Linked DNA regions of Mus musculus: region 1 is linked to region 2. Evidence: chromatin loops called from intact Hi-C (ENCODE). Cell type or tissue: left cerebral cortex. All regions are shown on one strand.

Region 1 (8,000 bases), 180 kb before region 2:
AGATTCCCATGAGGAGAAGAAGTCTAGACAGCTCACTACAGACTTGAATTGGCTTACTTTAGGTCTCCCTAAGCAGTTTAGGCAGACCACAGAGAAAACCTGACTTCAGAGCTCAGACAATGGGAATGGGAAGATCAGGAGAACTACCAACCCCTGTCACCTAAGGCATTTCTTGGTAATAATTCAAAAAATAAGTAAAATGTTCTTAAAGAATCGTGTAATTATTGTGAACTATTTGGCTCCCAAACAAGTTTGCTTGGTCAAGTAGCCACTTACTGGAGAGCAAAGAATAAAATGGAAATTTAGAATCGTATTACACCCAATCTCCCAGGAAGAGTTACAAATTGATGACTTCTGAAAGTGCAAAGCAAATTCAGATAAAAGCCACACCCACTGCTGGCATTAAAACTACTTTAGAGTGTGTGGAAAGCTGAGTCCTGGAAATTACTTCACAGTGAGCAATTATTTCTGAGACATTTTTGAAACTCATGGACAGCTAACAGTTCTGAAAAGAAATAGCATGTGTGTTCAGCAGTGTGGACACACATTTATCTTTCCATCCACGTTATTCTTTGTTATTTTCATCAGTTGTGAAAGCTTTCTTCGTATTAGCTTATAATACTTTGTTATCTTTATACCAAATAATTTCATTTTGAGAGGTGCTAATGTGAATGGTACTATGTTTGAAGTGACGTTTTTCACCTATTCACTCCTGGTTTCTGGCAAAGTGACTGACTTTTACACTGTTAACTTTGCATCATACCATCTTGCTATAAATGCTTATGGTTACATCATAAATGCTTATTGGTTACGTCAGGTTTTCAGTTGGTTCTTTAGATTTTTTTCTTTAGGTCAAAAATTTTATCTTTAGGTAAAAGATATCTATGGTTTGGATATTAGTTAACTGTGAGCATGTTTGAAAAGCTTGGTTCCCTGGATGGTAGTGTTGGGAAATTCTGTGGAACCTTTGAGGAGCAGAGCCCAGAGCATGTCCTTAGGTCAAGGGCAAGGGGTTATTGTCCTTAGGTCTGGGGACATTGTAGAAGACACTGTGAGGTGTCAGCCTTCCTCTCTCCCCAGTCCTGGCTCAAGATGTAACTGCTTGCCCTACCCCGTGTTCCCAACCATAGAAGCCCCACGCAAGCCTCACCAATTCTGAACCAATACAAGCGCATTGCCCTCGAACACCCAAAGTTGCAAACTAAATAAACCTTTTCTCTTAATAAAGGAAGCTGTCTCCCCATGCATCTCATTTAGTAATGCACGCTGACTCATACAAAGCTCACATTTTCCATGGACAAAGCCAGTGTTATTTCTTCCTTCACAGTAAGCATTTGCTCAGCGTTTATTTTTCTAGTCTGATTGCATTAGCTCAAACTCCCAGTACTATGTTAAGAGGGAATATCTTTATCTGATTCTTGATTTTAGAAGACCAGCTTCAAGTTTCTCATCATTAAATGTGAGTCAGCTGGGGAGCTAGAGAGGGGGCTCTGTGGTTAAGAGCACTTGAATGTTCTTCCAAGAGGTCCTGGGTTCAATTCCCAGCAACCACGTGGTGGCTCACAACCATCAATTATAGGATCTGATTCCCCCTTCTGATGTGCATGAAGAGAGAGCACTTACATACATAAAATACATGAGTAAATATATCTTTTTTAAAAGACTAGGTAAAATTTAAAAAGTGTAAGTCAGTTATGGGTTTCTATAAATGGTCCCCTCTGTTCTCTATTCTCAGTTTATTGGGAAATCTTTTTCTTATTGTGAATAGGTAATGTATTTTTACATGTTTTAATTAATTAATTTATTTGTAATAATAATTTATTGATTGTGACTTTTCTTCTTTAGTCTATTGAGATGCTGAGTTGTGTTAACCGGTTTTCAAGCGTTGAGCCTGATTTGCACGCCCGGGATAAGTCCCACTTGGAAGAGTGTGTAGGGCTTTTATACACTGCTTGGGTTAATTTGCTGATATTTGTTCAGGATTTCTGCACAATGCTTTTGAGTGATGTTAGTCTGTAGTTTCACTTTTCTGCCATTTTGGCCTGCTGTAGCAAAATATTATGACATAGGTAGTTAGCAAACGACAGGTGTTTCTTTTTCAGAGCTCTGGGATATATGGAACCTAAGCTCGTGCTGGCAACAGAGTCACCATCTAATGATCACCGTTTCCTGGTCCATACATAGCACCTTTTGTTCTGAAGTGAAGACTAGGAATTAAACTCCCTTGGGCATTTTTCCTAAGGATCCCAGTCCATCCAAGAGGCTCTGCCTTCATGACCTACTTGTTTACCAAAGGTCTCCCCTTAAACATGTAACAGTGGGACTAGCTTTTGACATGTAAATTTGGGGAGACACAAACATTCAAACCAAAGCACAGTTTTTGTATTGTGTTGTCTGGTCTTGATATTAGAAACTACTGTTGTTCATGGAACCCTGGGCTCTAGGACCCTTCCCCATGATACCAGAATCTGTGTGTGCTCATGTCTCTCATGTAGAATGACACAGAATTTTCAGATAGCCTTTATATATCCTCTTTGATGCTTTAGATTGTCTCTGGATTACTTATAATACTTAGTACAATATAAATGCTATACAGCATAGTTAACAGTGTATAACAGCATGCAAAGAGTCACTACACTGAATCGTTTAGGAAGTAGCAGTGAGTTGAGTAAAAGGAGCCCCTGTGTTTGGTACCATGAACTTTTCTCAAGTATTTTAAATTAGTGATTGGTTGAATCTGCAGATGTGGAACCTGGGAATGTAGAGGCTGAGGGTACTCCCTTCAGCTCAGAGGAGGTTAGAGTTCTTCCTTAAATGCTTTCTAGAATTCACCAGCAAACCCTGAGTCTGCTGTGTGTGCATGCGAACATGTGTCTGTGTGTTTATATGTGTGTCTCTGTATGTGTGTGGTATGTGTATGTATGTGTGTGATGTGTGTATATGTTGTGTGTCTCTCTGTGTTGTAGTGTGTATATATCTGTTTGAGGTGTGTGTATGTGTGTGTTTGTGTGTATGTGCATGGTGTGTGTGTCTCTGTGTGGTGTGTGTGTATGTATCTCTGTGTCTGTATGTGCATGTGTATTTGTGTGTGTATGTGTGTTGTGATATGTGTCTGAGTGTTATGTATGTATGTGTGTGTCTGTGTGTACATGTATGTGCATGAGTATATATGTGTGTGTATATGTGTGTTTCTCTGTGTGTATGTGTGTATGTCTTTGTGTATGTGAGTGTGTGTGTGTGTGTTTGGAAGGTTATTGATAACTGATTAGTTTAAATCTGTTCTCTTGCAGACTTGGGTTTATTCAGATTTGATGTCTTCTTGAGTGAATTATCAAAAGTATGTACTTAAGGTTCTTTCCATCTATTGAAGTTGTAGATAGTGGGCAGAGTAGATTAAAGGTGTTTGCCACCAGGTCTGAAGATCTGGGTCCAGTTCTTCAGATCCACACGGTAGAGAGAAGAGACATGTACAAATTGTCCTTGGACTTTCACATGCAGGTTGCGGTACACGCAGACGCAAGAGCACTTGCATGTAGAAACACAGATGTATTTTTCATCTGTGAATATTAAGTTGTTGATCATACTCCTTTATTAGTCCTTTAATGGCCATGAGATCTCTTGATTCACTTTATTTCTGGATGGTTGTTGGTAATTAATCCACCAGGTGGTGCTCTGAAACCAAATTGACTTCAGTCCTAATTTGAAGAATATGTCACCTGGGATAATACTCAACCTATCAACTATTATCAAACTGGAAAACAGTATATGACAAACTAGCCTTTATATTTAAAATATGTATGTTCTGTAATTATGTCAAATATGTTTGTTAGAAACATTTTAAGATAAAAAAATTACATTGCTTTTGTGTTTCTTAGTATGTGAAATCAAGAGAATATCAGTGGCTGTTGATACAAAGACCATCTATACTGACTGTCCTCTTCCTGATTCTTAGTGCCTCGGGCTGGTCCCTATCAGAGCTCACAGTTTGCTGTGTGTTGGGAGAGGCCCTGGGATGCTATGACCAATTCAAGGAATGTGTTAGCTACTTGTTTGGACTTACCTGGCAAGAATCACTTTAAAAGAAGAACGCTTTACTTCAGTGTACAATTCTCGGGATAAAGATCACCATGGCGGGGAAGACATGGAGGCGGGAGCATGAGAGGTCAGAAAGAAGAAAGTGGGGAGGGGAAGGGAGATCGAGAATGTGAGAGTACTGGGGGATTGGGGAGAGAGAGAAGAGGGACAGGGAGGGAGAAGTAGCTGGTGCCCCCTCCCATTTATTCAATCTAGGACTGCAGCCCATTTAGGGTGTTTTTTTCCACCTCAGTTATCCTAATCTAGAAGTTACTTCACAGATGATATACCCAGAGATCTGTCTCCTATGTGGTTCTAGTCCCAGTCAAGTTAACAGTATTAATTAACCTTCACACTGGTTAACCTGGTTTCATCAAACCCCCTGATTCTGTTCCATTCTTTCGTGTTACAGTCTCTTCTCTTGGCTCAATGCCTTCCTCTGTGGGTCCCTCTGAGGCTGTTGGACCTCATCTGAGGCTGTGTGCTCTGGCCTGCTCATCCAGTACTCTGCTTTCTTCTTGTCTTCCTTGAAGTAGGATTCATAGATAGGTGTAACCATTTCCCACTTTATCCATTAGAGGGGAACAGAAGGGGAATGCACGGGGGTGGGGGTGGGGGAAGGGGCCTGTGTTCTCAGAGATTTGGCATTAAATAAATTGTAATTATAACAGCGGCCCATGGGACTACAGTGCCAGTATCTTTGGAGTCAAATTGTCCTGAGTTCAAGTTCTGGCTGCTCTGGTTGTAACCATTGTGATTTGGATAAAGCTAGATGGTGTCTTTGGATTTCAGTGTTCTCTCCTATATGATGGGATAATCCCCACTTTGCATGATTGTTCTGGGGAGTGAGAGAAGTCACCTGCTGAAGGTGTCTCAGTTACCAGAGTGCCCATCAGTCAGGGCCCTTCTGCTCTTCTTCCTTATTCCTTTGCTTCACCTTGTCTTCAGTGCCAGGGACAGTGGCCCCCAAGTGCCACCCCTGCCTCACAAGCTGCTCTGTTACTTCCCAGGGACCACACCTTTATCTCTACTGTATTGGCCAATATGATGGTTAGCGACAATCATCAACTGGACAGAATTTAGGATTACCTGGGAAATGGGTCTCTGAATAGACCTATGGGGGTCATCTTGATTACATTACCTAATATGTAAAGACCCATGTACTGGGTGGTTTTGAGTGTCAGCTTGATTCAAGCTGGAGTTGTCACAGAGAAAGGAGCCTCCCTTGAGGAAATGCCTCCATGAGATCCAGCTGTAAGGCATTTTCTCAATTAGTGATGAAGGTGGGAGGGCCCATTGTGGGTGGTGCCATCCCTGGGCTGATAGTTCTGGGTTCTATAAGAAAACAAGCTGAGCAAGCCAGGGGCAGCAAGCAAGCCAGTAAGTAACATTGCTCCATGGCCTCTGCATCAGCTCCTGCTTCTTGACCTGCTTGAGTTCCAGTTCTGACTTCCTTTGATGATGAACAGCAATGTGGAAAATGTAAGCTGAATAAACCCTTTCCTCCCCAACTTGGTCATGATTTGTGTGTGTGTGTGTGTGCAGGAATAGAAATCCTGACTAAGACAACCCATATTAATAGTGGGCAATATCTGGGCTTATGTAAGTGGAGAACATAAGCTGAACACCAGCAGGCATTCAGAGATCTCCTCTAAAGTGACCAGCTGCTTCATATCCAGCTGCTGTCACATCCCCCACAATGACGGAGTGGGAGCTAAGATCAGCCCTTTACCCTTAAGTTGTTTTTGTTCATGACAAAAACAGAAAAAAAAACCCAAACCCCAATATGGTTAATATCGCATTGTTTATAACAGAGAGCCTGAGGCAGGCTAAATAAAAGAGTTTACAACTGAGGATTGAGTCTAAGATCAGAGAGTCCGTTGGATCAGGCGAGGGACTTGTGACATCACACCATAGCAGAAGCATACTGGGAACAAATCCATCACTGAGTGAGAAAACAGAAGGAGACTCAAAAGCCAGCTCAGGTTTTTATACCGCTCACTCCCAAAGCCAATATTCTTTCCAAAGGCAGGGTGTATAGTCACCTAAGTGTATAGTCACCTAAGTGTATAGTCACCTAAGTGTATAGTCACCTAAGTGTATAGTCACCTAAGTGTATAGTCAGTCACCTAAGTGTTTCCCATGATGCACTACCAGTGAGAGGTCCCATCAGCTCCTACATCTCCATAATAAAGACAAAAGTCCAAGTCCAAGGCAAAGTTTTGTGAGGCATTGCAACCATATGCAGAACATATATACCCTCATTGATTCCAGCTCCATATCGCCCTGTGTGCTATGCTACTTGGCCAACTACCTGCTGTGGCTTTCAGTACCAATCAGTGGCCACTTGCTTACTTCTCAAATGGTTACTGTGATGGTTTGTATATGCTCAACCCAGGGAGTGGCACTATTAGAAGGTGTGGCCCTGTTCAAGTAGGTGTGGCTTTTTGGAGTAGGCATAGCCCTGTGGGTGTGGACTTTAATACCCTTGTCCTAGCTACCTGGAAGTCAGTATTCTGCTAGCAGCCTTCAGATGAAGATGTAGAACTTTCAGCTCCTCCTGTACCATGTCTGCCCAAATGCTGCTATGCTCCTGCCTTGATGACAATGGACTGAACTTCTGAACCTGTAAACCAGCCCCAATTAAATGTTGTCCTTCTAATAGTTGCCTTGGTCATGGTATCCACAGCAGTAAAACCCTAAGACAGTTGCAATCCCTACAGCATGGCCTCTGGCTATACCTACTTCACTCCCTACCCAAGGAGATCCCTATTCTTGCTGCCCAGTTAACCAGCCTCTACTCCCAGACAATTGCCCACGTATTTTAATACTTTTAGCCTCTAAATCACATGTGCAAATCACATACACCTTTTTTGTATGAGGAGTCAAGACGTTTTTGTTAAAATTTAGCCTCACATTTTTAAGGAGAAAATTCTTTGCTTTCAGTAATAGCCACATTTTAATAGGACTTTTGCAAATGCCCCCCACTTTATCAGTGATGGAAATGGCCTTGAAAATCTACTGCCCTGTGTAAATATTGTTTATAGTTACAGATACAGAAATGTAATTATCAGCATTTGGTCAGCTTTGGGGTTCTGGGAAACTTGATTCTTTTTTTTTTTTTTTTTTTTGAACATATGAAGCTGTTTAATTAGGTTAACAATTTAGAAGACCAGTTTGTGAGGATACATCCTGTTTGTCAGGGAAAACTGAGATCGCAGGTAGCCCTGGAGCTGAGGAACACCTTTAATCTTTGACAAAATCTGCGAGTCCACAGCTTTCTGATCAGCCTTTCGCTGCTCTGTAATCTCGTATTTCTTAACTATGTTTTATTTGGGCTGCTCTTAAGCCCAATTGGTCAGCCCTAGGGTCATGGTATTATGGCTCACCTAACCCTTGGCGGCTTCTCTTCCTCCTACACCTTCTTCCTTGGCATCATTCTCCTCCGACCCCAAGCCTGAGAAACCTAAGCTCCACCTTTTGGCCCAGATATTGGCTGTTGGCATCTTTATTTACCAATCAGAAAAAACTTGGGAGAAGGGGCACAGGTCTACATGAAGATTCCAGGTCTTGGGGGTCGGCACTTAACATTACAATAGACAGCAAGGCCAAACCTCAACACCCCTCAACCACACTATTCTCTTCCCTGCCTTTGCATCACAACTTGTCAAAGTGAAACTTGATTCTTAATGTAGATTATGTTTACAAAGTAACTCTGCTCTTAAAAGTAGCTACAGATATTTGACTGATGGAAGAAAATGGCCATAGTTTCCTGTGGTCCTGATGTTACAGTGTGCTGTGTATTACTGATGGATGAGTGGTGGCACCCCTGAGCAGGTGGTCCTGGTGGTACAAGAAAGTAAGGTGAGCAAGCCATGAGGAGCAAGCCAGTAAGCAGCATCCCTCTCTACTCTCCACGACAGTTC
Region 2 (8,000 bases):
TTAAGTACAGTAGGAAAGGCTTGAGACAATTTTCGAGAATAGGGAAATGAGCCCCTTAGTACACTTGGGCAATTCTGCTGACTAGAATTGAGCATACTTACCTGAAGTAAGTGGCTATTGTAGGCCACCCTTGAGCCTGTGAGCTATAGTATAGGAACAGGAAGCATGGTTTAAGTTGTCATTTTAGTCTATACTGCTTATACATGCTACAGTGTTTACTGTTCCAAAGCAGAGACAGAGTGACTGAGGTAGGTTTAAGGAAAGGGTCATGGGAAGATAATAGGAACGGATAGGGCAGTGGGTAGGTAGTTCATGTACAGAGTGACATCTGGGGAAATGGCAAAATGGAAGATTTGGAGCAAGTGGTGACTTCCTAAGATTTTACAGAACTTCGTGAAATAAAGCACTATCTTTATTCTGTTACTTACTTTGTAAAACTGTGTGATAAAATGACAATTTTAATGGTTTTAGAGCACACTTGAGCATTGTAGCATTTCCAGTGTTACACAGCTGTCACTCCTGCCCACGCACAGAATGTCCTCATCCTCCTAACCGTGAACTCTGAAACAACTTTCTGTCCTTGCCCTCCAGCTCTTTTCAACTAAGGGTTGGTTTGTTTGTTTTTGATTTGCTGCTCTGAGTACTGTGAACAAACTCATACAGTATTTGTTCCTTTGTGGTTGGCTAATTTTATTTGGTATGATATTCTCAGGGTTCATTAAGTTATAACTTGTATCAGATTTCCCTTTATTTTGGGGCTGAGTAATAGTCTGCCATGGGTGTATCCTCTTATTAGTCTGAGAAATACTGGGTTGTCTTCACCTTTTATTTGCAAAAAATAGTGTGAACATAGGTAGACATACAGATTAGTTTCCACTTCTCTTTGGATGTTTACTAAGAATAGAATACTGGATCATATGGTAGGTTACTCTTTGTTAAAGTGAGGAAAACTACCACACTATTCTCTGTAGAGGCCATACCATTTTTACAATCCCATTGCTAAGCCATAAGAATTCCTGTTTCTTCTCATCTTTACCACACTGAATGCTTTCTGAGAAGTAGGGGGTTTTGTTGTTGTTGATTTGTTTTGTTTTGATTACATACAGGGTCTCACTATGTAGTACTCAGTAGCCAGGAACCCAGTTATGTAGACTAGGCTGGCTTCAAAGAGAGATTGTCCACCCAAGTGTCTGCCGTGGGTTGTTTGGTCCTAGCCATGCTAATAGAACATGAGGTAGCATGACTGGTTTTGATTTGTATTTCCCTGGATAGTAAGTTTGAATAATATATCTGGTGAGGGTTTTATATCCTCTTTGGAGAAGTATTTATTTTCCTTCTACCTTCTTTATTTTCTTACTTAAATACTCATTCATTACTCTTTTTTTTATTTTTAATTTTTGTTTGTTTGTTTGGTTGGTTGGTTGGGTTTTTTTTGTTGTTGTTGTTGTTTTTTGTTGTTTTGGTTTCTCTGTAGCCCTGACTGTCCTGGAACTCACTCTGTAGACCAGGCTGGCCTCGAACTCAGAAATCCGCCTGCCTCTGCCTCCCGAGTGCTGGGATTAAAGGCTTGGGCCACCATTGCCCGGCTATTTTTAATTTTTTTGATAGGGTCACATATGGCCCAAGCTGTCCTTGGACTGATTATGTACCCAAGGATAACCTTGAACTCCTGACCACCCTGCCTCTGCGTCCCAAGTGGCTTTTGATGTGCCACCATGTCCACCTTGTTCTCTTTTTGTTTTGGGTTTTGTTCTTTCTTGACAGGGAATTTTGCTGTGTTGCTCCGGCTGAGCTCAGATGATCCTCTTAATAGCCTTTGCAATGTTGTGTTTAAAGGTGCAGGCCAACTAGGTACAGTTGTTCATGCCCATAATCTTAGCTTTTTAGAAACTGAGGCAGGAGGATTGTCACTGGGTCATGGTTTGTAGTGTGAGACTTTGTCTCAGCAAGAAACAAAAGTGCATCTCTTCACATGCAATGTGTCTGTTTCCATCTTTATAATTGAGTTTTTGTAGAGAGTTTTATATCCTAGATATTAAGTACTGATCAGATACTGATGTATTAATACCTCCTCTCATTCTTGTGGGTTGCTTTTATTCTGTTGGCATTGTCTTTTGATGCATAAATGTTTTTAACTTTATGAATTCCAGTTTACTGGTATTCTAATGTCATAAAACCATTTCCTTTGGTTTCTTTAAGAGTTTTATAGTTTTAGCTCATAATATTTGATCTACTTTGAGTTAAATTTTTGAACTTAATACAAAAGTCTAACCTGAGTCTTCTTATTTTTTAAATAGAGAATGAAAACAAACTATTAAATAATATTTTTTCCTAATTAGTACACATACATACACATACTTTTTAGCCTTATTTTAGGCAAAAACTAAGAATGATTGAATCTCTCTCTCTCTTTCTCTCTCTCTCTCTCTCTCAATTGTACACCCCAGTCTAGCTGTCCCTTGTACTTTGGGGGATTCCAGCTGTTCCTGCCTCCCATCTTGCCACAAAAGTTTTGGGATTACAAAGGCATGCTACTGCACCCAGCTGTGGGTGGGCTCTGGGAATTCAAATGTAGGTCCTTTATGGTTTAATGGCAAATGCTTTTACACACTAGCTGCCTCTACAGCCCTGATAAAACTGTACTGAGACCTCTACATTGAGCACTAAGAAAGCATTTATGTTCCTCTTATCTCCTTAGAGCCAAGATTCTGGGTCTGACAATCGTATCAACACAGTGAGTCTCAAGGAAGCACTGGAAAGGTTTGATCACAGCCCAACTCCTTCTGCCTCCTCTAGAAGCTCACGAAAGTCATCTCACACCGCAGTCTCAGACCCTTCCTGTGAGTGCCTCAGCTGAAAACAAGCATGTTTCAAAGAGGTCTTCTCAGTTACTTGTGTTGCTGACATCAGTACTTTTGTCAAGCACATCTTCAAATGATAATCTTTTCCAGTTTTGAAGTAAAGCTTCCATTGAGAAGCAAATTATCTTTAGAAAAGAGTTAAAGTGATGAAAGGATGATATGTAGGTGGTAATGCTCTACTTAAATTATTCCTTAAACAGAGAAAATTCTACCTTTCATTGTAAAACCATGTAAATAAGATTTATGAGTGTTTTGACTGCATGTGATCTGTGCACCAAGTGTGCCCGGTCCCCATGGAGGTCAAAAGAGGTTTTCACACCCCGTGGAACTAGAGTTATGGATGGTTGTCAGGGAAACGCTGGGCCGTTTGTTAGTGTGTGTGGGAGTTAGGAAGCCTGTCCCTTGAGGGTGCTGAGGATGATGAGAAACTGTGCTTCAAGTTTTACTATCTCACATGGTTGCTTTGTCCTTTACAAAGGCGTTAAAATTGTAGGCATGGATTTAGTTTTTATCTAATAACAAAAAACTAACTCAGTTTGTCTATTCCTTGGAGCATATGTTGAGATCAGTCATTCATACTGTAAGTACTAATTCTGGTCTCTGTTGACTGTCTTTAGCCACACCGACAAAGATCCCTACTGATACTAGCACTCCTCCCAGACAGCATTTGCCAGCTCATGAAAAGATGACACAGCGGAGGTCGTCCTTCAGCAGTCAGGTACGCCTTTAGCGAACTGCACAGCCTTGCAGGAGCCACAGGTGTGCTCACAGATGTCTGCGGTACCCTTTCAGGAAGGATCAATCTTTTGCTGACATAGGACACTCAAAATCTTTTCCATATTTGAAGTAAAATGCTAGACTTTTGTTTCTAATTGTGAAACAGTGCTAAGTGAGAGCTACTATTCAGTTTTAGTTGCCTTCAGTTCAGTCACTCAACTTTTCATGGAGTGTACATCCAAGGGCCTGAGCTGGGCCCCATGGGAAAGAGAAGAGAAGAGAAGAGTAGAAAGGGCAGCTCACTTTGTACTCAACAAAGTGAGGTTGATTGTCAGTGAGTGATAAGCACATCATATTGTATTGTGGTGGAAGTACTCGAAGACGAGTGTGAGCGTCACCTCATTGTCATCTTTTATTTTGCTTCTAGTCCATAAACTCCCAGTCAGTTGGTCCATCATTAACACAGCCAGCGATGTCTCAAGCTGCAAATTTACCAATTCCACAAGGCATGTCACAGGTATTTTTGTTTGTTTTAGTTGAGCATTTACAAATGATAATTGCATTTAAGCAAATATAGTTTTATACATATGTATATATAAATACATATAAAGGCAGTGAATCTGGACGTATTTAGAATATGTAGTGACATTTTTGTTATTTGCAATGATTTTGGTGGACCCTTACTAGAAAGAATCACAGATAAATGATGGTTTTATATCTTCTTGCTTACTGTGCTGTAACATCTTATATATAACAACAGCCTACAGGTATGATAATCTTAAACATGAAATATACTAGTTCATTTTGTCCCTCCTTATGGATATTGGAAGACTTGAGTAACTATATATTCTGTATTGATTCATTTATTTGCACACGGGCTATTTATTTAGTTCTGTGTATATATTGAGTTACACATATTGGATGCTGACAGTATTTGCATATCTGTACTAACAAGCTACTTGATCTAAAAGAATAACATAACTAAAATACCATGTTAATTTAGTCTACACACATGATTTGGAGCCTTAAATGCAGCTTAAGTGGAAAAGGCCAAGTATGGTAGTGTCTACCTGTGTGTGGGAGGTTGAAGCAGAAAAATCAGGAGTTCAAGGTTATCCTCAACTATATAGTAAATTCACAATCAGCCTGAACTACATGAGAACCTCAAAAAAAAAAAAAGAAGGAAAGGTGTTTAGAAATGTAAGATGGCCTTAGTCCAAAGAAGGTGTGAATGCTGAAATTGGCAAGAGGAAAGGAATTCTCAAAGCATTACTGTGTACCTTCGTGTGATTTATGGCTCATTCAACATTTCAGAAATGTTAAGAACACTACTAAATAGTAATAAATATAGTGGGAAATCTTCTATTTTATGTGGCACTAAATCCTGATTTTTAGCCAACTAACCTATTAAAAGCTCTGTAACAGTACTCTTACTAAATATTAAATTTAACCTTTACATCTTATTTTAAAGAATTGACAGAATTTTTATGTAATATGTAGACATTTAATACTATTTGTTCCTTAATCTCAGGGTGTCACTTCAGGATGTTATTAGCAATAACATCTTTATAGAGGTGTTTTCTTGAGATGTATACTGTGTCAAACCCACAGCTAAGCATTCAGTGTTCTGTTCTCATTCAGCATGCACTTTACTCAGTTGTTCTTGTTATCCTGTACTCTCTGCTTGTTTCTATTTTTTCTGGTTTGTATTTAATTAGAAATGCTTCAAATTGTGACAACATTTACATATAAAAATAACTTTAGTGACAATAAAATATATGTATGACCTAAAAATAAATACAACATTTTAACTAGCATTTTAAAAAGGCATGAGAAAGTTGAAGGTACTAACTTTATAATGTTTCTTAAGCCTAATGGAATGTAATATCAGATGGTCATTGCCATCTTCAAAAGTCGCTGTTTTATGCTTTAAAAAGTAATACTCAGAAGTCAGAGATGATGGTGCAATACCTGGGAGGCAGAGGCAGAGGCAGGAGGATCACCACAAGTGTAAAGCCAACCTGGTCTCTGAAAGAGAGTTCCAATCCAGCCAAGGCTACAGAGCAAAGCCATTTTCAAAGAACAAAACAAAACAAAACAAAAAACCTGAAGTAATATTCAGTCTCCTTGGCACAACTTTACAAAGAGCTAGCTCATTTAGCACAACCTTTCTGAAGGTAGCCGTGGAAGGGTAAGGTGGGCATTGCGACTCACTGCAGAAAGGTGAAAGTAGGTGTTCCGTGACGTGAACCGCTCTGCTGTCACACAGAACAGAAGAAGTAAGTGAGCAGTGTCATCAAGTGTGTCTACATTGTAGCTCATTGACTACACATAAAAACCAGAAGACTGAAAACCCTCAATGTAGAGGAATTCATTCATGATTTCTTAGAATTGCTTAGCCTTTAAAAACTAAAGTTTAAACTGGTCTAAGGATAGTATAGATAAAAGGTATAATATGTTTTTCAGAATAGCACCAGAATAAAATATTGGTTGTCAGTCAGATGAAGATGAGTGATTTTGATATGTGGGGAGGAAGGAGGATGCTAGGAACTGAAACTTGGGTTCTTGAACATTCTGGGCAAACACTATACATAAGCCCACAAGCCCTTTCTTTTTACTTTTTATTTTAAGACAGGGCCATAAAATGTTGCCTAGGCTAACCTTGAACTCACTGTTTGTCCAAGGTAGGTCTTGAATTAGTGATCCTCCTGCCTAACTTTGGATAATTCTGCTGATGTACACAAAGAGGGGACTCTCGAGATGACAGAATTTGGTATGGATTCAGTCCAGGTCCGGGTACATTCTCATCTGGTAAAATGTCCAAGTGAAGTGAGCAACTGAAGAACTCATTCTACTAAATTCTTAAGCTACAATAGAAGTTCGGGTTGTTTTTCTTTTTTCTTTTCTTTTTTGACAGGGGCTCACTCTAGCCCTGGCTGACCTAGAACTTTCTAGCCTTGACATCACAGAGATCCGCCTGCCTCTGCCTCCCCAGTGCTAAGAATAAAGGAATGTGCCATCACACCTCCACACACGCACACCGTCTAAATGTAATTTGTTCTTGTAATCAGTCAAGAGTGAGTCAGAACTGACTCTTCCAAGTTGTCTTCTGACCTACACACACATTCAGTGGCATGTGCCCTTACCAGGATGTAAATTGTAACTTAAAAAAAAAGGGACAAGAGCAGAGGCCGAACTCGGGATCTGACAAGATGGCCGGGCTGCCCCGCAGGATCATCAAGGAAACCCAGCGTTTGCTGGCAGAACCAGTTCCTGGCATTAAAGCAGAACCAGATGAGAGCAACGCCCGTTATTTTCATGTGGTCATTGCTGGCCCCCAGGATTCCCCCTTTGAGGGAGGGACTTTTAAACTTGAACTATTCCTTCCAGAAGAATACCCAATGGCAGCACCTAAAGTACGTTTCATGACCAAAATTTATCATCCTAATGTAGACAAGTTGGGAAGAATATGTTTAGATATTTTGAAAGATAAGTGGTCCCCAGCACTGCAGATCCGCACAGTTCTGCTATCAATCCAGGCTTTGTTAAGTGCTCCTAATCCAGATGATCCATTAGCAAATGATGTAGCCGAGCAATGGAAGACCAACGAAGCCCAAGCCATAGAAACAGCGAGAGCATGGACTAGGCTATATGCCATGAACAATATTTAAGTCGATCAGATCATCGAGTGTACACCACTTCTCCTGTTCTGCCAAGACTTCTTCCTTTTTTTGTTTGCATTTAATGGACACAGTCTTAGAAACATTACAGAATAAAAGCCCAGGCATCTTCATCTTTGGTGATTACATGCACATTAGCAAATCTGTCTTGTCCTGATTCACTGTTGTAAAGCATGAGCAGAGGCTAGAAGTACCATCCTGGTTGCTGAGAGATGCTGAGAAGCAGGACTCTCTGCTTTGACTCCTTCCCCATCATGGTTAAAGTACAAGGCACTGTGAATGAAGGTAGTTGTCAGGGTTAGCTGCCAGGGGTATGGGTGTTATTTTATTTTTAGGGGGAAAGTAGTTTTATTTTAATTTTATGGCCCCCTTCCCCCTCCCCCCTCTTAAAGGATCTAATTGCAGTGGTTAAATGCAGCTAACCAGTTTTTTTAGAATATGCTCTCTAGCCAAGTCTAACTTTAGACGCTGTAGATGGACAAGCTTGATTGTCTGAACCAAAATGGGAACATTAAATAAACATCACAGCCCTCACTAATAACATTGTGACTTTGCTGTCAAGTGTAGATTCTCCACCCCCACCCCCACCCCCACCCCGAAAAGACGAAGAAAAAGCTTGTGACCATTTTGTATGGCTTGTCTGGAAACTTCTGTAAATCTTATGTTTTAGTAAAATATTTTTTGTTATTCTAAAAAAAAAAAAAAAAAAAAAAAAAAAGGAAGGGGGTAAAAACTGAAAATG

Evidence for each region. A loop is a pair of places that touch in the nucleus more often than their neighbours do. Peaks named below come from ENCODE experiments on the same cell type or tissue, not always from the same donor. Only the 100,000 strongest peaks of a DNase experiment are listed, where the experiment ranks them.
Region 1: a loop joins it to region 2, with 2.1 times the contacts of the local background. A loop is called at or near these places in 3 of 42 quality-filtered maps.

The regions. Positions count from the first base shown.
Region 1 is chr5:76,409,746-76,417,745 of GRCm38, reverse strand. No RefSeq gene overlaps it. Among named protein-coding and RNA genes, the nearest start is that of Nmu, 50 kb to the right of the region's middle. In left cerebral cortex, a CTCF peak has its summit at 3,670 (motif pointing right); a DNase peak (open chromatin) is centred at 3,650.
Region 2 is chr5:76,231,861-76,239,860 of GRCm38, reverse strand. Clock (circadian locomotor output cycles kaput) reads left to right here. Exons shown (of 23, transcript NM_001289826.1): 16 at 2,699-2,840; 17 at 3,479-3,579; 18 at 4,006-4,095. It also overlaps the pseudogene Ube2n-ps1. Among named protein-coding and RNA genes, the nearest start is that of Tmem165, 52 kb to the right of the region's middle. In left cerebral cortex, no CTCF peak of the experiment used is centred here; a DNase peak (open chromatin) is centred at 3,140.